Regions from separate parts of the Homo sapiens genome. Here region 2 is linked to region 1. The links are chromatin loops, found by intact Hi-C in ENCODE. Cell type or tissue: CD4-positive, alpha-beta T cell. All regions are shown on one strand. Links, peaks and the distances in the headings refer to the core of each region. The heading gives the core; the rest is flanking DNA. Region 1 holds the start of LOC105377584 (a long non-coding RNA gene). Region 2 holds the start of LINC02437 (long intergenic non-protein coding RNA 2437).

The links. A loop is a pair of places that touch in the nucleus more often than their neighbours do. Peaks named below come from ENCODE experiments on the same cell type or tissue, not always from the same donor. Only the 100,000 strongest peaks of a DNase experiment are listed, where the experiment ranks them.
Region 2: it touches region 1 in a loop (2.3-fold over the local background); 7 of 110 quality-filtered maps call a loop at or near these places.

Annotation. Positions count from the first base shown.
Region 1 is chr4:184,257,863-184,273,776 of GRCh38, reverse strand. It overlaps LOC105377582 (a long non-coding RNA gene), which reads left to right. Exons shown (of 6, transcript XR_939552.3): 5 at 8,693-8,779; 6 at 10,972-11,148. It overlaps LOC105377584 (a long non-coding RNA gene), which reads right to left and starts at 8,131. Exons shown (of 2, transcript XR_007058414.1): 1 at 7,987-8,131. RefSeq lists enhancers at 1-24, 4,680-5,879, 5,485-5,974, 7,875-7,954, 9,133-9,202. In CD4-positive, alpha-beta T cell, for the core only: CTCF peaks have their summits at 9,225 and 9,424 (motif pointing left); DNase peaks (open chromatin) are centred at 5,226, 5,626, 7,996 and 9,416; H3K4me3 peaks cover 1,424 bases; H3K27ac peaks cover 1,737 bases.
Region 2 is chr4:184,976,197-184,992,110 of GRCh38, reverse strand. It overlaps LINC02437 (long intergenic non-protein coding RNA 2437), which reads right to left and starts at 2,764. Exons shown (of 2, transcript XR_001741949.1): 1 at 2,645-2,764. RefSeq lists an enhancer at 7,822-8,116. In CD4-positive, alpha-beta T cell, for the core only: no CTCF peak of the experiment used is centred there; a DNase peak (open chromatin) is centred at 7,970; H3K4me3 peaks cover 895 bases.

The DNA of each region.
Region 1 (15,914 bases), core at 5,205-13,204:
TCCCCTTGGGGCGTTCATCTCTGTGCTGCAAGAGCTTGCTGGCTTGGCGTGGTGGCTCATGCCTGTAATCCCAGCATTTTGGGAGGCTGAGGCAGACCGATTTCTTGAGCCCAGGAGCTCGAGATTAGCCTGGTCGACATGGCGAAACTGCATCTCTGCAAACAATCCAAAAGTTAGCCAGGCATAGTGGTGTGCTCCTGTAGTCCCAGGTACTTAGGAGGCTGAGGTAGGAGGATTGCTTGAGCCTGGGAGGTCAAGGTTGCAATGAGCTGAGATAGATTGCAACACTGCACTCCAGCCTGGGCGACAGAGGGAGACCCTGCCTCAAAAGAAAGAAAGAAAGAAGAGCTTGTGCACAAGTGGTGTTCAGGGAATGTCTGGAGACCTGATCTCAAGTGCTGCCTTGGTGTATGGGCTGCCTCCCGCCTGGAGGCACAGAGCTCAGGAACAGAAGGTGGGAGGGCAGCAGGACTCCCCCAGCCTTCAAGACAGCCTCCTTTACGACAGCCACAGATAGGGATGGGATGGTGGGGTTTCTGCTGAGCAACTTTTATAGACTGAATAGGTGTGAAGCCAGAGGAAACAGAACTCTAGAAAACAACTGGCCTCCCAGTTGTTTCTGGAAACCCAGACGGGAAGCTGCATCAAGCTCTGAGGCTTCCTAGGAGTCAGAACTCTGGTCTTGGCTCACAGTGACTGAGAAGTGAAGGGTAGCCGAAACTGTAGAGTCACAAGGGACACTTTTATTTCATCTCAATGAATGCTTTTTGTTGGAGGAGGGATGAGATTCTAGAACCAAACTGCCCATTGTTGATGCATCTGTGAGGCCAGGAGAACCCACGGGTTTTGACCCGTAACCCTGGCGAGTATTAAATGTGATGATGGTGACTATGTACCCAGGCAGCTAGCCTCCTTATTGATTGATTGACTGACTGATTCATTGATTGATTGATTGATTCATTCATTCATTCACCAAACGTGCTCCTGTGGTATGCTGGACACTGTTCTAGTACTACAGGCACAGCAGGGACCAAAGCAGAAAAACGCCTGCCTGCCTTAGGGGACCAAGGGGACACAGATACGCTCCTGCCCTTTGGAAATAATTCCAGAGTACGGAGTGCAGGAAGGAATCAAGAAGAAGGAGGAAAAAGGACAGTAAAAGAAACATAAAAGCAGGAGGGGAGTGCAAGAAATGAAGACCCCCGGGTCAGAGCCCAGAGGAATCCACCACGTGGCTTGGGTGCTTCTGGTTATTACCATGGTTACCGGCCCTGATGGCCACCCCTGAAGCGGAAAGCCCATTTCTGTTATTTCTGTAACATTCATAGATGACAGTTCCAAAGCCTCTGTGTGGGTTGATTAAAATCTGCTAGTGAACATCCAGTGCTGAGGAAATGACCCAGAAATTCTCAACAGTTGATTTTTTTCTCCAAGACTGGGCATATCTACAAACAATTCAAATGTTTTACACAACGGGTGGTGGGGATTTCATTTGACCCTGTGATGTATTTATCAAAATATGGTTGCAGATTAGAAAGCAAGCCATGTACGTGGGAAAAGAGGGAAGCCAGAGGGTTGAGGGCCTAGGAAAGTCTGAACACGGGCATTGCTGGGTCAGGCCTTGGGGAGGGGAGCTCCCATACTAAGACGCCCAAGTCAGCAGGAAGCCTTGAGCCTGTGGGCACTGGATGGCCACAGTTTTGGGCAGAGCATGATTATGTGCCAAAAAGGTTAACTTACCCCTTTGCCATTTTCCCAGGGACCAGCTGTATCCACCTGACCTCCAAGAGCACTCTCCATGCCACGCACAGGGCACTGAGTGAACACCCACCTCATTTCTCCCAGCATGGAAAGTCATTCCAGGAATTCTGTGGGCAGTGGAGAGGCCCTTCCCCTTCCAGCATGGGAAAGCCAGGCTGGTTGGGAAGCAGCTCAACTCAAGCTGCTGCTGATACAGGTGCCCTCTCCTAGCCCCTCCCTTGTCCCCACCTGCATTTCACCTCAATTTCTATCTGCATATGTGTCAAGTTCTCCCAAATCCAGCAGCCACCATGCCTGGCCTCACCAAGGGCTTGCCTCATCTGAGCTATTTCAGTATAAATATTGAAAAAGAAAAGTATCCTTTTCCACTGATTTCAGCCAAGGCAGTTGAGATTTTTCAGAAGATTGCTCAGTAGAGCAAGAAGGAAATGGGAAGAAAAATTCAAAAGCTTAGACGTGGATGAGCTTACAAAGCATAGGTCTCTCTTACAAGCATCTAAATTCTCCTTCCAGGCTGACTTGGGCTCAGGGCATGGGCCCCAGGTAGTGGGAAACCAGACTAAGCTCTTTGCCTTTTAAAGCAAATTTAGTTGGCACGATTGGACTTCACGTTCTTTCAGAACCTGCTTGGAAAGTTAGAAGAGTGGGATTGGGGTCGTTTCCAGGCCATCCTGCTGCTTTGTGGCTATGCTGTAGTTTTGATCCCCCTGCCCTGGTTCTGTCCACTGGATGAAGACAATGCACTCTACCTGACCTTCTTGTCCTCCTCAGAGCAGTGTCTTATGGTATGCACCCCGCTCCCACACAGAATGAGAGATAGATGGATGGATGGATGGATGGATGGATGGATGGATGGAGAGATGGATGGATGGATGGATGGATGGATGGATGGATAAACAGATGGATTGATGGATAAATAGATAGATCAATACATAGATAGATAGATAGATAGATAGATAGATAGATAGATAGATAATAAACAGATGGATGGATAAATAGATGGGTAGTGGGACAGATGGAAAGATAGATGGATAGATGCGCAGATAGACGGATAAATGGATGGATGGATAGATGGATGGATAGAGGGATATATGGACAGATAGATGAATAAACAGATGGATGGATAGATGATAAATATATGGATGGATAGACAGACAGATAGGTGGATAGAGGGATAGATGGATAGATAGATGGATAAGTGGATAGATAGATAGATAGATAGATAGATAGATAGATAGATAGATGAATACATGGATAAACAGATGAATGGATAAATGGAGAGATGGATGGATGGATAGATAGACAGGTGGATAGAGGGATATCTAGATGGATCGATGGAAAAATTGATGGATGGATAGATAGGTTGATGGATGCAATGGATGGATTAGACAGATAGGAGAAATAGTAGCTGTTTGAATATTCATAATAATAACAACTCGGCAGAGACCCTGGAGTGCATGTAGGAATTGCTGGAGTGGTAAGAGGCCATGGATTTAGCACACAAGGGAAGCAGCAGCCTTCAGCAGGTGTGTGTTCAGGGAAGGAGGTGTGGTTAAGGCCGATCAGCCAGTGTTTGTGGAAGTTTTATTCTGATAGCTTCTGATTTATGATGAAATGATAACCCCTGTCAGGGGCTGGGCTTTGTGCTCGTGGAGACGCTGGTGGTTTGTAGAGAGAGAAGAGGTGAAATCAGAGTGGGAGGGTGACTGGATTAGGGAAGGGGTACAAAAAGTGCCCATCTGAGATTTATGATGATGAATTAAGGGGTGGCCTGCCAACAGGGCTTGGGGATTTCCTCCAGTCCCATTCAGCTGCAGGGTATGTGGAGAGTTGGCTTTAGTGAGGGTTGTGGTTTTGTCTAGAGTGTGACAAAGCCAGGGGGCAAGGGAGTTGATGGTGTACGGGTGGGGGGCGAGGTTACAGTGAATTCCCATGGGGTTAAGAGCTGTGGGAGAGGACAGAGGACAGAGGGCATCAGGTAGGTGGAGGACAGTGTAGAGATGGCAGGAGCTGTGTATTGAAGGACCTCACAGGGTCAAAGGACTATCTGAGTCTGGGTCCTAGAGGGAGTGAATGAAAAAGATAAAAAGTGGAGGCCCCAGAGTGGGCAGATATAATTGAGGTTGTCGGGGGTGGCAGTTATTGATAATGGTTTGATCACAGCTCAGGATATGAGCGTGAGAGTGGCCAAGGCAGGGAAGGGGGCATGGTCACTAGAGAAATAAATTCACAAACTGAGGGGACTGGTTCGGAAGAATCAACTAAATCAGTGGTTGGCAAACTGTGGCGCACTGGCCAAACCCAGCCTGCCACCTGTTTTGAAAATAACAGAGAATACAGACATGCCCACTCATTTGTGTATTTCCTATGATTGCTTCCATGCTACAGTGGCAGTGTCAATGCCAAAAATATTTATTATCTGACCCTTTATAGACAAAGTTCCCCAACTCCTGACCTAAGCGGATATTGCACTTACCATTGTTAGTGGGTTTAGGTGAACAAACAACATTCTACAACAAAAAATTTTAACTAACGTAATTCCTTATAATAAATACTCCTGGTGTAATGGCTATAGGCCAGCTGCCTTTGAAATTATGAAAACAAACTTTTCAACATACAGGAAAGCTCTTTGCCCTGCTTTGTATGCAGATATTTTGTTCAGCTTTGTGAGAACAAGAAACAGAGTAAGTATCAACTTAGCTTGAGTTATATGCTAACAGTTTTGTAAATAGTCACTAAACATTCCCCTATTTTACTATGAGACATAGGAGCTGCCTGTTCTATCTTCTGCGGCTACCTGTGTATCACCTAAAGCTGAATAAAGGGATAACCCGCTTTTAATTCTCGGATCAATATTGGTATGCGATCCGGTCCAACTGCGTCAGTACTGGACCTAATTAAATACTTTTGGAGTAATGTGTAAATGTTTTATCCTTCTTTCAGAGAACCTCAGCTCCACTTGCAAAACAGTCAGGAACGTGCAGCTATTTAGAGAGACCTTCTCAGACCTTTTTTATTTAAGTAGGTCCCCCTGCTGTTCTCAAACCATCACCCCACTCATTTACTCCATAGCAATTATGCAGCTATGCGAAACAAACCAAGTATCTTCACTTACTATCAAAATTTTTCATTCATATTTCCAATTTTGTAGGTATTCCAGATTTTTGATACAATTCTTATTAGTAGTATGTTTTTACACTGTATACCTTTTTTTGGTATTATTTACATTTCATTTGCTTAAAGTCTCTTCAGAAAACTTTTTTGACTTACTTCTATAACTAAATCTAAGATATTCTTACTGACTCCTTTTATGTCATAACTTTGTTCTGGAGTCACCCTTGTTAGATAGAGTTGGGTAAGGACATGTAGATGGTACATTTTCTTAGTTCTTGTAGATGTGACAATATCTTTTTGTTGCTTGCTCACATGAATAACAAGATCGGCTTGCTGTAGAATTCATGAGTCATACTTAAGCTTCAAAATACAGACACAGTTCCACTGTCTCCTGGTAATTGCCACACTGACTTTGCATTTTTCTCTACAAGTACGTTAAAATTGTTTTTTGATTATTCATTTAGGAAATTCAAGCGTTTCTGGAGGAAATAGTCATACTTTGGATTCTAATTTTCCTTGGCAAAGGGTGGACACTTTTAGACGCAGGTGCTCATTTCTGGGAACTGCATGTAAATTTCTGACTGTTGTTTTTCTTCAGTTACTCTGGTTTCTTTTTCAGAAATGCCAATCTGGTTCACAAGGCAGCTCTGCGTTCTCTGCCGCCTTCTTTCTCACCACTGTCATCTCTGTTCCTGTTTCCCGGTGTGCTGGGGACTCTCTGGTTTGCCCTCGGCATCGTAGTTCTGTTTTCTGCGCCTGCAGTTCTGCCTTCGCTGCCTGTAATGAGGTTTCGGTTTCGCTATGGCGTTGTGAGCCTCTCTGACCATCTTTCGTGGTCCTCTGCCATGCTGCTCAAGCCAGAAACCCAAATCACGCCCGATGCCTTGCTGCTCCTTATGCCTTCCTCTCGTCCATCCACGGCTGAGGTTGCTTCAACCTCTAGAATATTTCTCTCAAGGTCATTTTGTCTCCATCTTTACTGTCATCACTTCAGTTCACGGGGCCACCATCTCACCCTTCTTTTTGCCGCCCCCCCCCATTGCTCCTCCTAGTCTGTTCTCTATGCTGTAGCTGGAGTTATTGATGTTTATGCAGACATTTAAACATGTGTATGTACAGTTGACCCTCAAACAACATGGGTTTGAACTACGCAGGTCCACCTACACATGGATATTCTTCTGCCTCTACCACCCCGGAGACCCCAAGACCCAGCCCTCCTTCTCCTCCTCCTCCTCCTTAAATTTTCTCCATAACATTTCTTTTTCTTTGGCTTACTTTATTGTAAGAATACAGCATATAATGCATATAACACACAAACTATGAAGTAATCAACTGTTTATGTTATCAGTAAGGCTTTCAATCAACAGAGTACCTGAGGCTTTTGGTCAACAAGTTACATTTAGGGAAGTCAAAAATTATGGGTGAATTTTCAACTGCCGGGTGGGGGTTGGCACCTGTTCAAGGGTCAACTGTGTGCATGTGTATGTGTGTACAGATGTATACATGTGCATACACACACACATATACATACTGAATACACACACACTCACACTCTCAGTGGCTTTCTTTTGTACTAAGAATTCAAAGCACTTTTCCCAGCTGTGAAGCTTCTGCATGAGCTGACACTGCCTATGTCCCCAAATTCAGCTGTGCCATTTACCAGGCACATGGGTCTTTTTTCAGTTCTTCAGGCATGTGGAGCTCTTTCTCACCTTAAAGCAATTTGCTTCCTCTGCCAGGAATATACATGACTTGCTTTCCATATCTGGCTCAGATGAAATACTACAGAAGCCTTTCCTGCCTATTTTATCTGAGTAGGTACTACCTGCCCCCAATCAGCCCCTGGTTTGATTCATTACTAGCAATTATCATTATGAATTATTTATTAGTGCATTGTCTGTGAACCTCACCAAAGTGTAAGCTGCCTCAAAGGTGGCATCTTGTCCATTCTACCCATGTCTGGATTCTCCAGCCCAGCCCAGTGCGTGCCTCATAATGGGTTCTCTTTTTTTTTTTTTTTTGAGACAGAGTCTCGCTCTGTTGCCCAGGCTGGAGTGCAGTGGTGTGATCTCGGCTCACTGCAAGCTCCAACTCCTGGGTTCAAGTGATTCTTGTGTTCAGCCTCCCAAGTAGCTGGGACTACAGGCATGTGCCACCGCGCCCAGCTAATTTTTATATTTTTAGTAGAGACGGCATTTCACCATGTTGGCCAGGCTGGTCTCGAACTCCTGACCTCAAGTGATCCACCTGCCTTGGCCCCCCAAAGTGCTGGGATTACAGGTGTGAGCCACTGGGCCAGGCCTTCATAATGGGTTCTTAATAAACATTTGTTAAAAGCATTGGTTCATCACATATTAGTAATTTTCATCTTTACTTATTCCTTATGATTTTTTGTTTGTTTAATATAGGTTATACCTTTTGATATCCTATAGAGGAGTCCAGCGTGTTGGATCTCTTGGGTCCTCCTGTAGATTATTTTTAGAGTCTTCTAAAGTCTTCTAAATCATTGAGATGAAGTCTCTTTCCTATTTTCTGTAGCTTTACAAAAAACTACCTCCCAGACCCCGCCCCGCCCCATAGAGTTTTTCCTCCCTTATTTACTCATCCTTAAAGGAAGTGACATCTGTAGAGAGCCAGTGCTTGTTAAGAGCGAGGGTGAGCTCATCATCGAGGTCCGGTCCTCCTGTGTGGAGTCCTATCCTGGTGCTCTCGGGGTAGGACAGGTGGGCAGTGCCTGCTCCCAGCCTGTTCCTGATTCCTCACAGTTGCCTACGGAAGCTCTATTTCCCCAAACTTCTAACTTTTCCTGCCTTATCTGATTGTTCTCTGGTATTGTATTCTGAGTCCAAGGAGGGCACGAGAAACTAGTTTCTAACATGCTGCTAAGCGTGTTTCTTTCCTACTCTTCTCTTACTAAGACTGCTTTACTCGTGCGCATTGTTTTTCCTAAAATGCGATGAGCCAGCAGCAGTTTCTTCTACTTTCCGCACAGGTGATTTTTCTTTGCTTGCTTTTTAAGCTCCTTTCTCTGAATGAATATAGATTAAAAGAGGGATGGGACGAGGGGTGGACAGCACTAAGGGTAACTGCATAGCAGCAAGAATGACTCACGTCTGTGTTGCTGGTAGTTTCTGAGTTCAGGTCCTGGGTGCTGGGAGGAGACAGCTGCCTGCAGAGTGGTGAGAAATTCTTCCAATCTTTTTTAGATGCTTCCCTTTTCTGAAGTAAAGCCTGAATATGCCATTAAGAGAAGCTGTGGTAGGTTTTCCTCCCACCTAGTTCCATCTGCCGTGTGGTTAATGAAACATCTTTCCATATTTTCCATGTGGTTATTCATCAAGCCTAGTTTTGGGGATGGTGTGAGTTTTGTTTTGTTTTGTTTTGTTTTCTGGAGGGTGAGAAAAGTTGCATTTTAGGGTTGCTGATAAGATCTAATTAAAACCCATTTTTAAAATATTAGACACTGAGAGAATTTTCCTCAGAATAGCATAATAATGGCCATTAAATATGTGCTTCCCCCACCCTTAATCAGCTCTATACTAGGAATTAGCACTAAAAATATTAGAAGAGAGATGTTATATTTACATATTTGGTTGAGACTAAAGAACTTCTTCCTCTTAGCTGCAATAGACTCTTATTTTACTCTGGCTTTCTCTCCCAATTAAGCTAGGAACAATAACTATTGTCTATTTCCCTTCAATTTCAATCCACCGTTTCTTTTTTATTTTCAGCTATACGTGAACAGATATGGGCTAGGGAAACATAAAAATTAAATAACTTGAGTGGGTCAATAAAAAGGTTATTCTGTTTCTTTCAGGGTTTTTGAGGATTATAATGAATAAAACAGAACCAGAGAAGTTACGAAGCATGTGTTTATCACTCAGCAATAGAGAATTTTAAACAAGTACTTTAAATCATTATTATATATAAAATACATTTATTATATTACTGTACATATAAATATAATAATATATTTAATAGGTGTTTTAAATATAATTTGAGCTTTCAAGCATGTGTTTATCACTCAACAGAAAGAATTTTAAATATATAATGTAAACAATGCTATATAAATACAATAAATATGTATTTTATATACCTAAAAATATTTAAATATGTACTATATATAATTTTATATTAAAACATTAAAAATGTTTTATATTCTATTTATATGGTGTATATTAAATATGTACTGTATATGTTTAAAATATATTTAAAATTCTGTTGCTGATAATACACATTTTTTAACTTGTGTTTTTGTTTTAAGTATACATACATATATACATGATGTATTATCATATGTATATATATGTCACACATGTATGTATTTCTCCATTGTACCGTATTTACTTTTAAAACAATAATCTAGGGACAAAAATTGAAAGCTTTAGCTCCTAGTGACTACAAGCTGTAGACTGTAGGTTGGCACAAAATCTGAATGGGAGCCAGTGGATTTGGTGAGCAAATCCTTGCCACAAGCCCTTTGATGTTCTAAAGCTGAAGCCATTTCAGCTGAAAGCCGGTTGGGGCGCGGGGATTAGGACTGTAGTTTCTAGATTTTGGAAACAGCGCGCCCCCTTGTGGCCATTCACATGCTGACTTCTAAAATTGAGTTCTGAGAGCTCTTCCGGCTTGAGGAGCATCTCTCCCAGTTTGTTTTCTTTCTGCTTTTATACTGTGGCCCTGTCTTTGAGGAAGATTTCAGTCCCCGCTCGCCCCCTCGGTCAAGAAGCCTTGTTTATTGTTATTAGATATCGATGATGTTGACGGACCCTACGTGGAGGGTCTGTGATCAGACAGAAGGGTGATGGGTCAGGACTCACTTCTGCTGCGTTTGACGTCATGCCAGGGTTGGAGGCCAGTAGTGGGGAAGTCACCGGGCTAAGACTCCCAGGACACCAGGTTTGGGTCCCGGCTGTATCATTAACTGGTAGAGTTATTTCCGGTCCAGGGGTCAAAGCCGTAATTTATGTAGCCAAAGGCCTCAAAGATGATTGCTCTCCAGGACGCCTTCCCATTCTCAGAGTCTAGCTCTAGAGTATTTGGGAAGCGGGGTATGTTAGACCCTGGCTTCTGCCATTTTTCCTGGGAGCTTATTCCACAGCCTGGCCTTCTGCGAGTTCAATCATGTGGTTGCCTGGGAGCCTAGTGAGAAGAAAATCCAAGCCCAAGTCCACTTGGAGAACTCCAGCATCATTTTAGTGGGAAGGTGCCATGTCCTCTACATAGGGGCTGGCGGGATGGCAGCTTGTACTGGCGGAAGGGTTCTTGGAAGAGATCCCCAAGGGACACACATTCCTTAAAATGTGACAGGCACAACAAGGGACTCCATTTTAAATCGATCAGATTAAAGATTGTTTTACATTGTGCTCAATGCATGCAGGGTTTGGTTAGATGGGCAAGTTGATGGGAGGTAAACAGGTTGATTTTTGTGTGGGCAGTTTGAAAATATCAAGAGCTTTGAAAATGATGGTTACTTTTTTCTTGAAATTTCCATCACAGAGGCAGAATGTGAGCAAAGATGACTATACAGAGACATTTATTCTGGCTTCCAGTCTGTGGTTAGAAAAACTGGAAGCAACCTAAATGCTTAGCTTTAGGGAAGAGGCTTAAGATGGTGGTAACCAAGGGTTGCTTTTTTTGTTGTTGTTTTGCCATGGATGGAGCCTTTCTTCAGGTGCACTGTTATGTGAAACTCTAATGATGTACAAGGGGATTGATTCAAGTTGGTTGGTAGTGGGGGGTGGTTTCTGTTGCAGCATCTCACCCAGACTGCATGACCCAGCCAGTCCTCAGGCTCCCCAGTGGCAGCTCATGAGGCACTTCCATGGCAAACATACCCCATGACTCAGACAACTGTGGGATGTCAGTATCAGCCTTTCCTTCTGACTGGTGGAAATTTGCACAGCTCTCTCCCTAATTCTTCTGACTTTTCTGTACTTGCCAAATTTTTCATTATGAATATATTACTTATTGCAATAAAATATCTAAGATGTTAAAAATGATGTCAGTTTATTATTTTAGAATTAGAAGTATAATTGTCACAGAAACCACAAAACTTGGGTCAGCCTGGCCAACATATTCTTTCCTTTTTGGCAGATCTTCAGGCTCGTGTGGAAAAACCGATAAAATAGAAAAAGCAATCGGAAGAATATAAAAATCACTGATAATCCCGCCACCTAGAGAAAACTACTGTTAGTATTTTGAGTGTATTTCCCTCCAGCTTTTTTCTATATATGTGTATGTATTTATAATATATAAATAATATACTATATATTAATCAAATACTATATATAATAAATACATTATATATCTTACATAGAACACATTTTATTTATTGTATTATAAACACAGTTTTGTGTCCTGTTTATTTTTGTAAACGTTATATTGTATAGTCCCTAGATATTACCATTTGAAAACATGACATTTAATGGTTTCCTAATATTTAAATCTATTGACAAACATAATTTTATAACCAATATTTCTTCTATAACGGATAGCACAGGATGAACATACCTGTACGTAAATCTTGTCTATATTCGTACTTTTGCCAGTCGCAGTTTCCAAGAACCTATTCATGATGTTAGGTGAGGACTTACTGTACTTGAAAAAAAACCTCCCCAAAAGTAGGTAAGAGACTTTCTTGTAGTCATTTCTCTTGTAGTCATTTGATTGATTAGAAATATATGTAAAATATGGCTTGTTCATCTATTTAGACAATAATTACAAACATACCAAATTAATTTACATTTAAATGTTTTTCATTCGTTTCAAATTGAGCTATGATCTGTGGAATGTCAAGGCGTCTTTTTGCTTTTATTGGCTTGTTATGGACCATCAATATTATGTTGTTAATTAAAGGAAATAACTGGGCTAGGTGTGGTGGCTCACGCCTGTAATCCCAGCACTTTGGGAGGCTGAGGCGGGCAGATCACTTGTGGACAGGAGTTCCAGACCGGCCTGGCCAACATGGTGAAACCCCATCTCTACTAAAAATACAAAAATTAGCCAGGTGTGGTGGCGCACGCCTGTAATCCCAGCTACTTGGGAGGCCAAGGCACGAGAATCAGTTGAACCCAGGAAGCAGAGGCTGCAGTGAGCTGAGATGGTGCTGCTGCACCCAGCACTGGTGACAGAGCAAGACTCCATCTCAAAAAAAAAGTAACTGGTCCTAAGTTTTCTGTGAGCAGCTGTAGTCAAGCAAAGACTGAAAACATTCCATTTTGGAAGGAGAATTAAGATAAAAGCAAGCAAGCAAACGCCCCCTTCCCACCATCCACCCAAATGTATGCAATCTTTTGCTTCACATTTTTGTGTAATGCATGGTGTTTTCAGAATCCTCCTCAGAATCTTGCCTCTCCTATTGCTTTGTGTTATTGAACGCGGACTTGTGCAAGCAGAAGCTCTGCACCTCTTCCTCTGCAGAAGAGGAAAGGAGCTGGGTCCTTTCCTCTTACACACCGGGGCACCTCCTTATTGCCTCACCAACCAGTTTGTTTTACAACTTGCAGGAGAGTATTATTACATCTGAGCACTCAGAAATTAGATGCTGACACTGAGTATTGATTTACATAAAAATCTACATATTTGTGGTTTTTCGAGAGCTACTCACTTGGAACTTTACAAGGTCAGGCATCCCCTGAGCCTAGGACCATGCCTGATACAAAGGGCGTGCTCAACAAAAAGTTGCTGAATTAAAAATCATCTTGGAATGTAAAGGTGACTAGCATTATGGAAATAGTTTATATTGACATGATTATTATTATTTACTTTATTTTTTTTTATTTAGGTGCTCACTCTGTCTCCCAGGCTGTAGTGCAGTGGCGTGATCTCAGCTCATTGCAACCCCCGCCTCCCGGGCTCAAGCAATTATCTCCCTCAGCCTCCCAAGTAGTTGGGTTTGCAGACACGTGCCACCACGCCCGGCTAATTTTTGTATTTTTAGTAGAGACAGGGTGTCACCATGTTGGCCAAGCTGGTCTCGAACTCCTGACCTCAAGTGAACTGCCTGCCTTGGCCTCCCAAAGTGCTGGCATGAGCCCCCGTGTCTGGCCTATGTTGACATTACTCATCCTCCTAAAATAATAATAAAATAACTGGAAAAAATAGCTTGGAGAAAATTAAGCTTTTTGTCTGGAATTTTGGAGAATTTCTTTTTTTTAACCGCCTTAAGTGTTTGTATCTTTTCTTTGTCCTAATCACGAACAGGAAATTTCAAAGCATAACAAAGACCCAATTCTTGCAGCTCTGGTGTGTGGCTTTGGTGGGAATTTCAGCAGCGGTTCTGTTGATTGTCCTGACTGATGCCCCCACTTTTGAACACTGGTAAATTTAAACAGTGTAAATTGCATTTGCTGTTTACAAGGATTCTCTCATGCATATTTTCTCATTCAATTTTTAATTAGCTACAACTTGATTGCTACTTAACGCATAATTGCATGCTTTAAGTATATGTGTCCTTGTTATTTCCATTTTATAGCCAAAACTTGGACATGAAAATTTAGAGATTGAATAGCTTACTCACTCAAATGTTCAAGTTAGCAGTCGAAACCCCTATTCTCTGATCATTTTCCCTGCACCGTGAGGTTTCTAAAAATGTGAAATAAACTTGGTTTTATACGTAGAGCCAGACTCTTCAGATTCTTTCCAAGTACAGGAAGTTGTGAGAACGTCTTCTCCCTGGCTTTAAGAAGGTGAGAGGCTGCAGCCCTTAGAGAGTCCACGTGGCTCCCAGGGGCAGCCCCTCCTATGCTGTCCTTCAGTGGCCCCGTCTGTTGACCCGTGAGGAGCGGTTTACAAGTCTGCAAGCACAGGTTACACAGAGCCCAGGTCACAGACAGGATGCCAGGCTCCCACCCCATAGCCTTTTCTTCCCCCCACTCTCCCCTTGACTGGTGCCTTAAGAATACAGTGTCACAGTCACCAACACTGCAGTTACAGGGAGTAGATTCGAGCTTCTAAAAGTAGGGTGAGCCAATGGTTTATTGGCAGAAATAGGACCCTCTTACAGCAGTGTGGTTGTCCTGGCTGCTCATGGCAATGCACAATGAGCTGATCACTCAATTTTCTGCAGCCAGGTATGAAGCGCATCCATTATTAAATAATGCACACTGAGACGATGCTGTGATTCCTGCAACTCTATGAAGGCAGCATGATTGTAGTGAGTAGCGCTGCAGCTGAAAGAGGTTTCTGTTTAATGAAAATGATTTTCATGAGGATGAGAAATTGTTTAACGTTAGCGCACATATCAGATTTAGCAACAATAAACTTATTGGGAAAAGAATTAGCAGATTGGAATGCATCTCCATTTGACAAATCATGGTTGAATTACAACCACAAGTTGACTAAGAATACAAGGTTTTAGCAAAAATCAACCAAAAATTTTCACAGAATTGTATTCTATGAGAATCGATGGCTATGTGAAATTTACATTAAAGAAAAGCATATATTTTATTATTGATTGTAAATCATGTATTACACAGCCTTGATCTCAAATATGTGTATGTATGTGTGTATATATTGTCATAGTCCCTTTAGACTGCTATTACAAAATACCATAAACTGCATGGGCTAGAAACAACAGAAACGTGTTTCTCACGGTTCGAGAGGCTGGGAAGCAAGCCCAGGATCAGGGCACTAGCAGATTCTCTGTCTCATGAGGGCCTGTTTCCTGGTGCATACATGGTGTCTTTTCTCTGTGTCCTCACATGGCAGAAGGGGCAAGGGAGTCTCTGGGATCTCCTTTATAAGGGCATTAATCTCATTCCTGAAAGCCCACCTTCATTGACCTAATCACCTCCCCAAGGCCTCATCTCCTAACTTTGGGGGTCAGGATTTCAACATGTGAATTTTGGGGGACAGAAACATTCAGTTCATTGCATATACATACACATATATTCACATATATTCACACACACATACTGTATGTATAGATATAGTGTATATATAGTATATACATACTATATGTGTATGCATATATACATAATACAATACATATTGCATATATGTATACATAGACATATATTCACACACATTGTATGTATATATATGGTATATACATACTACATGTATATGCATATATGCATAAGACAATAATATATACTGCATATTGTATATGTATATGCAATATGTATTATTTTATTATGCATATGTGTGTGTATATATGTATTTGAAACCCTATTTTATACATTCACCAGCACACCACTGCTTTTGTGAATGAAAGGGGTGCCATTATCACATATGTCAAAATACCGGGTGAAATCAGGACAGTCCCAGGCAATCCAAGAACCTGTGGTCCTCACCAAACTTTCCAGGTCCAGTCCAGCACACAGTCTCCCTCTGGGCTGCCTTTTTCTTACAGCTCCCTCCCCCACCAGAGACCCTGCACAATCCCTCCAAAAAGGCTCTTTCTCGCTGAGTCCCTTTGCCACAGGGAGTCGCAGGAGCATTAAGTGACCTCCTGAGCAACTGTCTTCATCCTGCTTCATCCCTTTCCCAGGCCCTTCATGGAAGCACCATTTCTGGCATTTATGAGCTCTGAGGCTATAGAAGCATCTCATAAAGTTTGTGGGTCTTAATTTTCTTACTGCAAAACGGGACCAATAGCACCTACCATGCAAGGCTGCTGCAAGGATTAGAAATAGCACGTGTAAAGTGCTTTCTATGTGCTTGGCACAAGATACGTGCTCAATGAATGGCACTGTTTTTGCTATCATTACTGCTCCTGCCGCTACTTTGAGTCTCCCCTGGGGCTCTGATGGTTTCGACTCCTTTCACCCACTCTAAAGCTGAGGGTTTCTCCACCCCTTCCCGTGCCCAGTCCAGACTTGTGGGGTGGTGGTGACAGTGAGGGGTGACCAGTGGTCACTCTGCTCTTTTCCTAGAGGGCCTGATACTTAGGGGTGGGCCTCCAGAAGCAGCTCTGGGTCCTCAAACCTGCCCCTTGCCCTAGCTACATGATCCAGCTGTACGCATAATACCCAAGTCAGGCCAACCAGACCACTTCAGCGCTGCCATGGTGGTCAGTCCAGAGGGCCTCCTTG
Region 2 (15,914 bases), core at 4,024-12,023, 720 kb before region 1:
TTGCAGAAATAAAATTTGCCTGATGATAAATTCATTGAATTTACCGCATTTGCTGACTTACTAAATTTATCATTCATGTTGAATCGCTTTAATAGCAAACAGAGCTCTAGAAAGAGTTAATTGGTTTTCAGTTTTGTTGGTGTTATCTAGCAGTATTTAAGTAAGGTTCGATTTCTTGAAGGCTAACAGTTGAGGGTAATATAGTCCTCTATGAATGAATATATTTAGAATCCAATAATGCATATTTTACCATCAGAAAGCCCAGTTTCAGGATTTCATATGAAAACTTTTTCTGTTAGAATATCAATGTTTGCTTGACAAACTTTTCTTCGGATAGTGGTTATAAGATTCTTTTTCCAGCTTCTCAAATACTCCATCAACCTTCGCTGGTGATTTCTAGCCATTAGTAGTCCAAATATTAGTACATGTTAGAGTCATTCCTGTCACTTCCTAGTTTGTTTCTTACTCTATCCTTATTTTAACTTTTAAAACACTATTTTACTATCTTTTATTCTTCGCATTTTTGTCATTATGGTATAGGCATATTACATTTGAGGCACTCATCCTACAGTCTTTTGTAGTAATACCTTCAGTCATCGCCACCTTGAAAGGTTTTATCTGTTCACATTGAATCTTTCTCCAAACTGTCGCCAAGCCTGTCTATCCCTAAGCTTTCTGTTAGAGTTCAAAATGTGAGCACTTCTTAAAATCTAAGCGTTTATAAAAACACTTAATAGTCTGGGTGTGGTGGCTTACACCTGTAACCCCAGCACTTTGGGAGGCTGAGGTGGGCAAGATCACTTGAGGTCAGGAGTTGGATACCAGCCTGGCCAACATGGTGAAACCTGTCTCTACGGAAAAATACAAAAATTAGCCAGGCACACAGGTGATGTGTGCCTGTGGTACCAGCTACTCAGGAGGCTGAGGTGGGAGAGTCACTTGAACCTGGGAGGCAGAGGTTGCTGTGAGCCAAGATTGTGCCAGAGTGAGACCCTGTCTCAAAAAGAAAAACAAAACCCAAAAACACTTAATAAATATAGTAGTTGATGACTTTAACAATGCCGTGTGCTGCTTTCAATGGTTTCAACAGCCTGAGTCTATTTTATAGTTTTAGTTATAATTTAGTAATTTAGTTCTAATTTAGAGGTGATGGCTTTGCACCAGCCTCTGTGTAGCCTGCCCATTGAACGTCAGTTTCCTGTGTTTCACATTTCAGATTCTGTGAGTCCTCTTTTGCATAAAACATAAGCAAAATATTCATCTGATAGAATAGTTTAACAAATCTGTGGATTGGGGGAAATAAAAAGGCAATTGATTAAGTTGCAAGTATGTCATTGGAAGAAAGAAATGCAACTTGTCATTTATGACATCATTATCACTTCCATATAGCCTGCCCTGACACTGCATAATCTAACCCCTAACACTTCACTGTCAAATCTGAGGCGCAGGTAGTGATTTTGAGAGGTGACAGCGTGCTGGCAGTCCTCACAGCCCTCGCTCGCTCTCGGCGCCTCCTCTGCCTGGGCTCCCACTTTGGTGGCACTTGAGGAGCCCTTCAGCCCACCACTGCACCGTGGGAGCCCCCTTCTGGGCTGGCCAAGGCGGGAGCCCGCTCCCTCAGCTTGCAGGGAGGTGTGGAGGGAGAGGCGCGAGCGGGAACCGGGGCTGCGTGCGGCGCTTGCGGGCCAGCTGGAGTTCCGGGTGGGCGTGGGCTTGGCGGGCCCCGCACTCGGAGCAGCCGGCCGGCCCTGCTGGCCCCGGGCAATAAGGGACTTAGCACCCGGGCCAAGGGCTGCGGAGGGTGTACTGGGTCCCCCAGCAGTGCCGGCCCACCGGCGCTGCGCTTGATTTCTCGCCGGGCCTTAGCTGCCTTCCCGGGGGGGCAGGGCTCAGGACCCGCAGCCCGCCATGCCTGAGCCTTCCACCCCCTCCACGGGCTCTTGTGCGGCCCGAGCCTCTCTGATGAGCGCCGCCCCCTGCTCCACGGTGCCCAGTCCCATCAACCACCCAAGGGCTGAGGAATGCGAGCGCACAGCACGGGACTGGCAGGCAGCTCCACCTGCAGCCCTGGTGCAGGATCCACTAGGTGAAGCCAGCTGGGCTCCTGAGTCTGGTGGGGCCTTGGAGAGCCTTTATGTCTAGCTCAGGGATTGTAAATACACCAATCAGCACTCTGTATCTAGCTCAAGGTTTGTAAACACACCAATCAGCACCCTGTGTTTAGCTCAAGGTTTGTGAGTGCACCAATCGACACTCTGTATCTAACTAATCTGATGGGGACTTGGAGAACCTTTGTGTCTAGCTCAGGGATTGTAAACGCACCAATCAGCGCCCTGACAAAACAGACCACTCGGCTTTACCAATCAGCAGGACGTGGGTGGGGCCAGATAAGAGAATAAAAGCAGGCTGCCCGAGCCAGCATTGGTAACCCGCTGGGGTCCCCTTCCACACTGTGGAAGCTTTGTTCTTTCCCTCTTTGCAATAAATTTTGTTACTGCTCACTCTTTGGCTCCACACTGCTTTTATGAGCTGTAACACTCACTGCGAAGGTCTGCAGCTTCACTCCTGAAGCCAGTGAGACCACGAGCCCACCGGGAGGAACGAACAACTCCAGGCGCTCTGCCTTGAGAGCTGTAACACTCACCGTGAAGGTCTGCAGCTGCATTCCTGAGCGAGTGAGACCACGAACTCAGCAGAAGGAAGAAACTCCAAACATACCTGAACATCAGAAGGAACAAACTCCAGACGCGCCACCTTAGGAGCTGTAACACTCACCGCGAGGGTCCGCGGCTTCATTCTTGAAGTCAGTGAGACCAAGAACCCACCAATTCTGGACACAATTACATGTGAAAGTGTTAAAGCACCTCTCAAGTCAGAATGAATTCCTTACAGGCCAAGGCAGCTGAAGATGATGTCTCTGGCTTCGTTGCTCTTTTGTTGGTTGAAGACAGGGTATGGGTGACATTTGATTCAGATTGGGTCAGAATTCGGCGCTGTGATGTCGTGCGCAGCTCCGGTCTCCTGTGACTTCCCAACGCAGGGGCTGGAGAGGAGGGCATAGCCTCCAAGCAGCCCTCAGCAAACCAAAGACCCAAGGCAGCCAGACAGGCAAACAATGCTAATTAAAGTGGTTTCCAAGCGTTCCAGAGTATGTGGGAGAAACTATACCCTTGGAAATGTTGAAATGTTTTCTAAGCAAGCACATCCAGTTCCCGGGCAGCTCCAACTTGCTTGGCTCTCATTTGCCCGACGGCTCAGCTGCAATGCTGCCTAGGAAAACAATCATTGAAAGTCACACAGGTAAGGCGTGGTGTCACAAATCAGTCACTCCCTGCTGCTTGCCACAGGGACAAACTGATGACGTTGCAGGAGACACAGATGTCTTTACCTCTGAGTGGGAGACTGATGTGGCCCCACTCTCTCCATAGGAAGCTGTGACCGAGGACAATGCTCGGAGCAAACCTCTGGGTGGTTCCCAGAATGTGGGGTGACCCAGCTGCATACATGAGCCTGTCACACCACCCCGGGCTCCCTGTCACCAGCACTCATCTGGGCGGCACAACCTTCTCAGAGTGGACTGGGAATGTTCTCATCATACTGCATGTATTCATTTTCTATTGCTTCTGTAGCAAATTACACAAACTTGGTAGCTTCAAATGACACAAATTTATTCAGAAGTCCAAAATCGGTTTCATGGAGCTAAAGTAGAAGTGTTGGCAGGACTGGCCTCCTCTGAAGCCTCCAGGGCAGAATCGCTTTGCCCTTTCAGCTTCTAGCAGTCACCCTGATTCCTGCACTTGTGGCCCCTTCTTCTGCCTTCAAACTGTCCCTCCAGTCTCTGCTACCATCATCACAGTCCCTACTCCTGTTCTGTGATCAGATCTCCCCCACCTCCCCACAAGGACTTTTGTGATGACACTGGGCCCACCTGGATAATCAGGAGCATCTCTGCATCTCAAAACCCTCAACTTCATCACATCTGCGAAGTCTCTTTTGCCATATAAGGTGACATGTACAGGTTCTGGGGATGAGGACATGCGTATCTTTAGGGGCTGTACTCAGCCTTCCACACTGGGCCAGGGTGTGCACTCACCATTGATGAAAGCTCAGTTTATCACCCACCATTCCCGGAAACAGGTAAAGCCAGGGGAGGGCTGGGGGAGATCCTCCTTCACCAGAGCTTGCAGGGACCATACAACCATCTTGAGTGGGAATAGGTCTTTCAGTGCTGTTGCTGCTACTCCTGCAAAACACAAACACATGCACACACGCACGCACACTCACATGCACACTCACACAGGCATGCACACACTCACGGGCACACACGTGCACACTCCACACACTCAAATGCACACACGCATACTCACACTATCACACATGCACACTCACGCTCACACACATGCACACACTCACGGGCACACTCACACACGTGCACACTCCACACATGCACACACTCACGCACACTCACACTATCACACACGCACACTCACGCTCACACACTCACATGCACACTCATGCACACTCACATCCACAATCACACACATGCACACTCACACTCACATGCACACTCACACATCCACACTCACACGCACACTCACACTCACACACACTCACATGCACACTTTCTTATCACTAGTAAGCCATCTCGCTGGTTACATTTCATGCCAGTTTATTTTCTCCAGTGAAAACCCCAGACTCTGTCACTAGAGCTGGTCTGATTTGAAGGCCTTCACCAACCTCAGTGCCATGTAGAAGGGAGAGCACTGGGAATCACACCAGGCAGTGGATTGCGGCCCTGGTTCTGCCATTCATTGTTTAACCTTGGCTAAGCCACTTCATTTCTCCAGGTTCAGCTTTTATGCCCCAATCTGAGTTTGTCTAGAGCTGGATTTCCATAGAATGTGGTGTATAGCATAACAGCTGCTCCTTGTAAAGAAAGGGTATCTTGACCGAATACACTGGGAAACTGTTTCAGCGTGCATATACCTCCATCCCTCTTGGAGAGTCATAATGTACATAAACTTGGCAAAGTCTCTGAGAAGTCCTGCATAAATGCAGTTGGGTAACTCTTTAACCTAGTATTTTGTAAACCATTTAAAAATCACAGAACACCCTCGCTTGTTTTTTTCTTTTTAAATACTGAAGAGCGGACTTTGAGAAATGCTCATCATGGTAGTCTCTAAGGAAATCAGGATTCCTGCTCCATTACCTTGAGGGTGACTTTTGAAATTGAGATGTTTTGCCAACAAGCTGCCCCCTGAGAAAGGTGGAAAATGTCTCATGTTGCCTTACCTGGCCTCTTGGAGGCCTTGTTCATCTTCATCATTAATCTTAAGGGGTGCCAGGCCTGCAAGCTAGAATCCATGAGCCAGCCCTGATAGTGAGATGCCCACCTTATAGAGGCCCTTCTTCCTGCCATCCTCCCTTTAAAACTCATTTTCATTCCCCAAGGATTTCTTCATTGTCTTCTAGGAGCTTAGGCCTGGGGATGGGGACAACAGAGAGACCTTGAGAAACTTAACATTTCTGTTGAGCAAATGACCATCTCCGCACAAGCCAGAGAAAGGAAAAGGAACAGCCAGGCACTGAGCCTTGGCCAGGAGAGGGCTGTGCTTCCTTCATTTTAATTGAGCCTTGTGAACATCTTCTGAGGTAGATGTTACTCTTCCCTTGAGAAGGCAGAAGCCCAAGGCCGAGAGAAGTTAAGTCACTTGTCCAAGGCCACATGCTTAAGTTGTGGCAGAATCAGGATTCAGCGTTGCTCAGATGAGGTGTAAGAAGGCGTGGCACATACAGGTAGACAGGGCCAGACCTGGGGGAAGAAGGAAGGTGCACACCAGGCTGGAGGAATCCGGGACTGTGGGGAGAGCCGTGGCTGGGAGGCAACATAACATCCAAGTTCAAGTCCTGGGTCTGTGCCGTTAGCCTTTTTGGTTTTCTCAAGTGAGGACACTGGAAACGATGCTCTTTTAGCTGTGAAGTTAATGAATCCACTTCTAGTTAGGGGGTGAGACTTGAGCAAGTCTGGGAAAGAGATTAGAAGGCAGAGGCAAGCAGGAACAAAAACCAGAAAGTGAAGAAAAGCTTGTGTGCACTCAGAAAAATATCCAGCGCTATCTGGCAGACACCATGCTGGGACCTGTGCGCATCACAGGGAACAAAACAGAGCCAAGCCCTGATCTTCATGAAGGTTACACACTTGAAGGGAGACACACAAAACTGAAAATATTAGAAGGTGATGAGTGTCAAGGAAAAAAAAATGCAAAGGAAAAGGAACCAGGAGTGGGGTTGTATCCTAGATAGGATGGTCAGGGAAGGCCTCCAGTGAAGATGATATTTGAGCAGAAACTTGAAGATGACCGAGAAGTGGATGGGGTAGATTCTGGAGTATCCTGAGCAGAGGAGCAGCCTGCGTGTAGGTGCTGAGGTGCGGAGACGCTGTGGTTGCCATCTTCAGGGAGGGACAAGGAGGCTACCAGCAAGTGGAAGGTGAGGGAGGAGGAGAGTGAAGAGATGAGGCTAGTAATGTTGACCTCTTTCATTATGCAAAAACTTGGGGAGAAAAGTTCAGTGGTATAGGCATTCTATTTGTTGGATACAAATATTAGAAATTTTAAAATAAAAAGTTTTGTGACTTAGTCCAAAATTCTAGAGGACACGGGCCTCGGTCCTTGGTTAGACTCTGTGTCCAAGAAACAAATAGCATCCCAAGAATTGCCTCTCCCTCTCCCTGGGGACCTAGGTACCATGTCTCTCTTCTGCTCTCTCAAGGATATCCAAGGCTCTGCGCATGACTGAAGCATGCACAGACAATGGTTGGTAACATTTGTCACATTTTTACGTTGCTTTACATGACTTTTGTCAACATTGATGTGGAAACCAGACTGTCTAGCATCACATGAGTTGGTTGTAAAAGCCATGGGTTTCTTGTTATTTAGAATGGCTTTTCCTAGCACTGGACTCCTCTGACTTTACCACTAATGGTGTGCTCTTGATCCAATCACTTAAATCACTCTGAGTGTTGCTTTATTTGTCTATTAGGTGGGTGGGTGTAGACTAGATGATTAGTAAAGTTCCTTTATTAAACAGATCTGAAAACCCCCTGTTCTACCCTTTCTAGCAAACAACATTCCTTTCACCCAGTGTCTCTCTTCTCAGAGGTCAAACTGGTAATTATCCATCCCTTTTGCCTGTGTGTACGACATGCATAATTCATAGGTAGCCTTGCAAAATGGAAACGGGTGTCCATTCCCTGGTCCCCACATGACTAGTGCTCATGCACCAGAAAGGTTACCAAGGACAAATTCTGTTTTTCTTCCACCTCCAGCCCCTCTCATTTCTACCAGCCCCCAAGACGTCTATATAATAATCAATTGCAAGACTATTTATCACCCATTTATACAATGTTAGATCCTGTAGTTCCATAGCCTCATGTGACAGCTAAGGACACTGAGGCTCAGAGAGATGGCTGACTTTCCCAAAGCCACAGAGACATGCCATGGGGCCGGAATGAAACTGCAGTTTCTGAACACGAGCTGAGATTCCTTCCCCAACTTCTTGTTGCCTCTATTTTGCCAAGTACTAACCGTGCCCTGCAAATTATAAGATGTCTAAAAATACGTTTTAAGGATGATGATGGAGAATTCTGAAAAGAAGCTTTTTTGTTTTGTTTTTAAATACGCCCTCATAGATCCAATGCAGTTGAAACGGCGATCAAAGCCAATTTCCCTAGAAACACCAGATCGAAAACACGTGGTGAGGCTCTGATCTGTAGTGCTTCATCCTAAACAATACATTTTACAAACCCTGAAAAATAAAGAAAAAGGAAAGACTCAAAAGAACATTCTGGGCCTGTCACGGTTGCTTTTCATCCCTTTTATCACTAGGTGTCCCCTTGGTTTGCAAAGCCCATCTGGAGGGCTGCGTCCCTGCACATCCTTCCCGGAGTGCAGGTGCGGGGAAGAGTCAGCCACAGTGGGAAGCTTCCTGCCCGGTGGGCCGTGGAGGGGCGGGGCTTCCTGAAGGGGCGGGGCTTGTGTGCTGGCAGAGCCACTCGTCTGACACAGAGGAAGAGCCATCCTTGAGCTAAGAGGATTGGCTGTAATTAACATGGAGAGATTAAATGGGAAAGGAACACTGTCAAAAACCAATTTCCACCACAGGAAATGAGCGTGGCCTAGAATAGATGCAGAGCGTGATTGAACTGCAGGACGGTCTCGGGAGGGTGGGTGAGCGGGCACACATCTCCCGGGAGCCGCCCCAGACCTGTGCTTGGGACCACTGCTGAGTCAGATCCATGGAGACGGTTCTTTGAGGATGATGCGGAGAAACAGGATGCTAGGCGTCTTTCGGGGTAGGCTCCTAACTGTAACGATCCAAAGCCATTTTTATTACTTAATGTCTAGTTTCTAGGGTCCCATGGGAGCCACAGCTCTGGGCACCCCCACTACTAGCCCACACTTAATCATCAGCCTGTTGTCTGGATTCCTGCCCTTTAGGAACTCAGGGTCTAGTGGGAGGCACTCACACTCGTGGAGAAATGAAAAATTGTGCAAGGGCTTTAAGAGATGTGGCTGCTGGGGGAAAGAGATGTGGCTGTGCTGGGGAAACTTTCCTGGAGGGCCTCAAAGGATGAGTGAGCTTGCCAGAAAGGGAGGCACGCTAGCATCAGGCACAGAGTGTGAAGGGTGCAGCAGGCACACCTTGGAGAGTGGCTGGAGGGCTTGCAGCTGGGAGGCTGGTGGGAGAAGAACTGCACAGTTGGCCTGCAGGTCAGACACTGAGGGCTGCAGGGTTTGAATGGATCCTTTGATGGCCTTAAACAGATTGGTCTCAGGAAGGCAACCCTGCGGCAGAGTGGAGGGCAGGAGAGGTGGAGGCTGGAGGCTGGAGGCAAGGAAGTCTGTTGGTGGAGGGCTGCAATAAGCCCAGGGAGTAGGTGGAAGCCTCAGAGACAGTCAGGCAGGATGCCCAAATCTTATTTCTGACCCAGTGTCTATGGGTTTGGGGACCAGCTGGCTGGGGATGGAGGAAGACAGGGAGGAGGGATGACTCTCAGCTTGCCAGTTTGGGAGATTGCACGGGTGCTTCTGAGGGAGCTGAGAGTTCTGTGTTGAGGCTTGTGGGCTGGAGGCACATGTGGAAAATTTAGTAGGGATGTCCAGGTTGCTGGAAATGGAGGAGTGGAGCTCAGTCCAACTTGGCGAGAGATTTGGGGATTTTTGGAGGCTGGGGAGTAGCTGAAGCTCTCGAGACAGGTGAAGGCAGGCAGATCACTCGGAGCTTTTAAAGGCTGTGTGAGCTATTTGAAGTCAGAGTTGCCACCAGATCCTCACATCTCTTTGCAAGTGTAATAAGTGACAGTGGCAAGGGTTGAGGTGCAGCTTTTTTTACCCACCATAAAGATCCTGCTTCCAATGCTGATTGAACCATCCACGCTCCCACAGAGGCAAGTCCTGGCAGCAAAGAATGTGGAAACCCATACAGGCAGGAGGCAGACAGCCCGAGAGGGCCAGAGGCGGATGCCAGGTGCATCCAGATGTTACCTGGAGCACTGGCATCAAACCTGCAAAGGGGTCTAAGGTCAGGATTCCCGTTCCGGGGAAGGGTGTAGGGAGCAGGGCAGGAGCTCTGGAGCAGGGGCAGGGAACTGAGGCAGATACTCCAGCATGAGGAGCAAAACAGGACTCTGTTTCCTGGTACTGGGGTATAAGGCAGAAGGCCCAGTGTTCACAGCAAGGTTAGAGAGAGTCAGAGTGGGCCCTATAGCTGGCTCACTGGATGCTGGCTGCCAAGCTACTTATTGGTCCTTCCATTTCTCCTGCAAGTCTAGAGTTGTAGACTTGCACTGTCCAGTATGGTAGCCACTAGCTTCATCTGGCTATTTATTTATTTATTCATTTTTTAGAGGCAGGGTCTCGCTCTGTTGCCCAGGCTGGAGTGCAGTGGTGTGGCCATAGCTCACTGCTCTCTCAACATCCCATGCTCAAGTGATCCTCCTGCCTCAGCCTCCTAAGTAGCTCGGGCTACAGGCATGCACTACCACACCCAGCTAATTTTTAAATTATTTTTTAGAAATGGGAATCTTGTTATGTTGCCCAGGTTGGTCTCACATTCTTAGCCTCAAGCAATCCTCTTGCCTTAGCCTTTTAAAGTGCTGGGATTACAGGCTATGAACCACTGTGCCCTGTCTTATGTGGCTATTTAAATTTATTTATTTATTTATTTATTTATTTATTTATTTAGCGACAGAGTCTTACTCTGTCACCCAGGCTGGAGTGCAGTGGTGCAATCTCAGCTCACTGCAAGCCTCCCAGGTTCAAGCGATTCTCCTGTCTTAACCTCCTGAGTACCTGGGATTGCAGGTGTATGCCACCACGCCTGGCTAATTTTTTGTATTTTTACTAGAGATGGGGTTTCACCATGTTGGCCAGGCTGGTCTCGAACTCCTGACCTCAAGTGATCTCCCCACCTCAGCTTCCCAAAGTGCTGGGATTACAGGCATAAGCCACTGCGCTTGGCCTTAAATTTAATTTTTAATTAACAAAACTTGAAAAAAATAAATTCAGGTTCTCATTTGTACTAACTACATTTCCAGTACTCAGTAGTGACTTGTGGCTAGTGTATGTGACAGCACAGATGCAGAACAGTTCCCGCCATGGCAGGAAGTTCAATTGTACCACGCTGGGCAGTGCTGAGCTCTGGCCTTTGGGGTGGAGTGATGGGAGTCAATGAGGCAGCTTATTCCTGACACTTCAGAGGTCAGGAAGCAGAGAGGTCCTATAGTCGCCTATGTTTTGTGGTGGGATGTAAGAGGCAGCAACAGGACTGCCCTCCCTCACTTCTGCAAAACACTCGTGGTTGCTCCCTTCCATGTGCCAGGATTCCTGAAAGCCCCGTGGACACTCCTTTAAAGCACTGCCTCCAAAGAAGGCCTTGTAAAAATACACGTGTGATTTTAAAATGTTCATGCACTTGGATCCGATGATTCTACTTCTGGAAATATATCCAAAGGATATACTCATAGATATTCAAATAGAGATCCATAAAAGGAATATTCTACATTACATTATTATTTTTCTCGGGTCAGATTTAGGTGGGGTATACTTTACATACAATAAAATTGATCCTTATAAGGTAGACAGCTGGATAAGTTTTGCCAAACGTATACAGTCATGTAACCACCCCCATAATAAAAAAGCTTCCCATCATTCCAAAAAGTTCACCCATGCTACCCTTTGTGGTCAATCCCCTGCCGCAATCCCTAGCCCCTGGCAGCGCTGATCTGCTTTGCAGCTTGTAGTTTTGCCTTTTGTGAACGTCACACAAATGGAATTACAGGTGTGGCCATCTGCACCTGGCTTCTGTCATTTAGCAAATGTTTTTCGATGCATCCATGGTATTGCATTCATGGGTTGTTTGCTCCTTTTATTGGTGAGTAGTATTCCATTGTGTTGTCCTATAGTTTGTTGACCCATTTTCCTATCGGTGGGCATTTGGGTTGTTTCTGGTGTCTGGCAATCAGGAATAAAGCAGCTAAAACATTCATGTGCAGGTCTGTGTGGACCACAGGGCGCAGACATGCAAATGAATGTTGGTCTTCACATGAATGATTCCAGAAGTTGAATCATTTATTTACAGAGCGAGCTTCCAAGAAAAACCAGAATGTCTAACATCTAACATCTGATACCCTAAAGAATGGAGCAACCAAATGTAACCACTGACATTGCATTTTGAAAGGCTACTTGTGGCGTGGAAATATTTCACTTGTTTAGTGTTAAAAAGCAGAACACAGAACAATACGCTTTCAGGAGGAAACAATGGTCATCTCTGGCTCGTGGAGGACTTTTACTTTGTTCTTTCTTGACCATTTCTCTGTTGGGGTCTCTGAGCTGTCAGGAACCAGAAAACCATCCAGGTCTCTTACATGATGAGGTTGACCGTAAGAGGCTGCGGGACAACAAGGAAGGCAGGAAGGAATCTTGTCTGCAGAGGAGGCTGGAAGGGGCCATGTGGATGATGGCAACAGCAGCCCCTCAGAGATCTGCAGGAGCAGCAGGCTGCAGGCCCGGGGGGGCTTCCAGACACCCTGCCTGCTCTGTGCTCTCTCTTCCGTCTGTCCATCAGTCCACAAACTCTGAAGGAGTGACTTCCATCTGCCAGGCACGGCTTATCTCCCGGCATGTGGACGTGAACAAGGCACACTTGGCCGCTTCCCTCATGAAGCTGGGAGTCTAGTGTTGTCTCTCTCTCTCTCTCTCTCTTTCTCTCTCCTTCTGCTCCCACCAGCTAAACCCTCCCCTTCCCTTTTTTCTCTTCTGTGGCTTCTGCTTCGTTCCTTCCCTCTGCGGGTCGTAGGCAAATGCTCTCCTGCACCCCTCAGTCCTGCGAGACGGTCCTGCGTGTCTCGTCGCTCAGCTCCCGACAAGAGGGCCTGAGTGCAGTGCAGTCAGGGCAGAGCCTTACAGGAGCCCACGCTGCAGCCACGCCAGCCGGGGTTGCTGCCTTTGAGACAGGCACTCTGCCCTGGGGCTGACAGGATGCTGGCACCCAAGCTACTTCTGGATCCTTCTATCTAACTGTGTATTAATCAACAAGAGTGTATACATTTTCTGAATTATTTTGGGGACCAATCTGTTGAGTTCCAGGGCCTGCTCCATTCACAGCCATGCGGACGGGCTTCTCACCCACAGTTTGCCATGAAACAAGAAATAGACATAGAAGAAATCTGACCCAAGAAAAGTAATAATGTCACACAGAAAGTCCCTTTTACAGGTCTCTATTTGAATATCTATGAGTATATCCTTTGGATACATTTCCAGAAGTAGAATCATGGGATCCAAGTGCATGAACATTTTAAAATCACACGTGTATTTTTAGAAGGCCTTCTTTGGAGGCAGTGCTTTAAAAGAGTGTCCATGAGGCTTTTGGGAATCCTGGCACGCAGAAGGTAGCAGCCACGAGTGTTTTGCAGAAGTGAGTGAGGGCAGTACTGTTGCTGCCTCTTGCATCCCACCACAAAGCATGAGTGACTGTGGGACCGCCCTGGTCAATCCAGCGGGCAAGGGCAGGGGCAGAGTCAACAGACACACAGCTCAGTAGACTGTGGGTAAGAAACCCCCTTGGGACAGCTGTGAATGGGGCAGGCCCCAGAACACAACAGACGGGTCCCCAATATAATACAGAAAATGTATAAACTCTCATTGATCAATGGGTACAAATATGCAGTCAGATAGAAGAAATGAGACCTAGTGTTCGATAGATCAGTAGAGTGACCATATTTGACAATAATCTACTGCACAACTCAAAATAGCTAGAAGAGAATGATTGAAATGTTCCCAGCATAAAGGAAAGATAAATATTTAAGGTGAGGGATAACCCAATTCCCCGACTTGACCTTTACACAATATAGCAATGTGTCAAAATATCACATATGCCCTGAAGATTTGTACAGCTCTTATGTAACACTAAAAAAGATTAAAATAATATTACAACATTTTTTAAACTGGAAGCTTTTTATAATGAGCACCTGCTACTTTTCAAATTGGAGATGGGGGCAGTAGAAAATAATATTGCACAAGAAAAAAACCTATTTCCTGAGAAGGATAAGAACATTCTAGTGAGTCCTGGCTAAAGATATAAGCAGACGTGACTCCATCCATGTTGGCTGTCTCCCAGGAGCAGAGGGCGAGGCTAAGAGAAGGGTTCAGGGAACTCGGTCTGTGGAAGGTTAGAGACAGAAAGAGGACGGAACACTGGGACCTCGGGGAGGGCGGAGCTGGGGGAGGGCTGAGAGCATGAACTCACTTCTTATGTTCTTTCTTGTTGTTTTTTGCACTATAAATATATTTTGTTATCCATGAATAAAGCACTTGACATTTACTAAATATTTATAATTCTTCTCATTTTTACTTTTCGAGGCAATTTTAATTGAAAAAAATGTTTCCAGCTTTACTGAGGTATGATTAACAAATACAAATCATATATATTTGGTGTATACAATGTGATCTTTTGATACATATATATATATACACTTTGTGAATATATACACGATCAAACTAATTAACATATCCATCACCTCCCATAGTTACCTTGTGTGTGTGTGTGTGTGTGTGTGTGCTGAGAACACTTCAGCTGGTGACTGTAGCTAATAATCACGGATTGTGTACTTGAAATTTGCCAAGACAGCAGATCAAAAGCGTTCCTCTGTTGCCCAGGACAGCCCTGAAGGAGGTTTGAAAGCATGGCCATGCTGTTCCTAACAGAGCCCACATCCATTAGATTTGCTATTTTGAAACTTTTTTTTCTGTAGAGATTTACACTTCACACCTTCCCTAAACACAAATAATTCTTTCAGTTGAAAACTTGAACGATTTACCTATCTCTACTGTTTTCATTCTTATCATTGTATAAACATAATTTTCCCCAGTTGTAATCAACGAATATGTGTCTTTGTTCTTTTTATTCATACATACTTTTCCACATATTGACAGAGTCCATATATGTATTATTTTATTTTATTTATTTTAATTTGTTTTGGAGACGGAGTCTTAATGTCCCCCAGCCTGGAGTGCAGTGGTGCGATCTCAGCTCACTGCAACCTCCACCTCCCAGGCTTAGGTGATCCTCCTGCCTCAGCCTCCCTCCCAAGTAACTGGGACCACAGGTATGTGCCACCATGCTTGGCTAATTTTTTGTATTTTTGGTGAGATAGGGTTTCTTCGTGTTGGCCAGGCTGGTCTCAAACTCCTGAGCTCAAGTGATCTTCCTGCCTCGGCGTCTCCCAAAATACTGGGATTACAAGAGTAAGCCACCATACCTGGCCTACATATTATTTTAATGGCTTTGAATATATTTTTTCAAATGAATATATTCTTTCAAATGAATATATTCTTTCAAATGAATGGCTGGGCATTTGAATTGCTTACAGATGTTTTTGCTATTATGAAAAGCATAACTTCAAACTATGCATCTAACAAAGGTGCATATATATATATATATATATATATATATATATATATATATATATATAAGCATCTATAAGGAACTTAAATTTACAAAAGAAAAAACAACCCCATTAAAAAGTGGGCAAAGGATATGAACAGACACTTCTCAAAAGAAGACATACATGCAGCCCACAAGCATATGAAAGAAAGGTCAACATCACTGGCCATTAGAGAAATGCAAATCAGAACCACGGTTAGATACCATCTCACACCAATCAGGATGGCTATGATTAAAAAGTCAAAAAATAACAGATGCCGACGATGTTGGGGAGAAAAGGGAACACTTACACACTGTTGGTGGGAGTGTAAATTAGTTCAATCATTGTGGAAAGCAGTATGGCGATTCCTCGAAGAGCTGAAAGCAGAACTACCATTCCACTCAGCAATCCCATTACTGGGTATACACCCAGAGGAATAGAAATCACTCTACTTGCATAAAACACATGCATGCAAATGTTCACTGCAGCACTATTCACAATAGCAAAGACATGGAATCAACCTAAATGCTCACCAATGACAGACTGGATAAAGAAAATGTGGTACATACCCACTGTGGAATATTATGCAGCCATAAAAAAGAATGAGATCATGTCTTTTGCGGGAGCATGGAAGGAGCTGGAGGCCATTATCCTTAGCAAACTAACGCAGGAACAGAATATGAAATACCACATGTTCTCACTTATGAGTGAGAGCTAAATGATGAGAACTTATGAACACACAGAAGGAAACAATAGACACTGAGGTCTACTTGAAGGGGGAGGGTAGGAAGAGGGAGAGGAGAAGAAAAGACCACTACTGGGTACTGGGCTTAATACCTGGGTGATGAAATAATCTGTACAATAAACCCCCGTGACATGTGTTTCCCTGTGTAACAAACCTTCACATGCACCCCCAAACCTAAAATAAAAA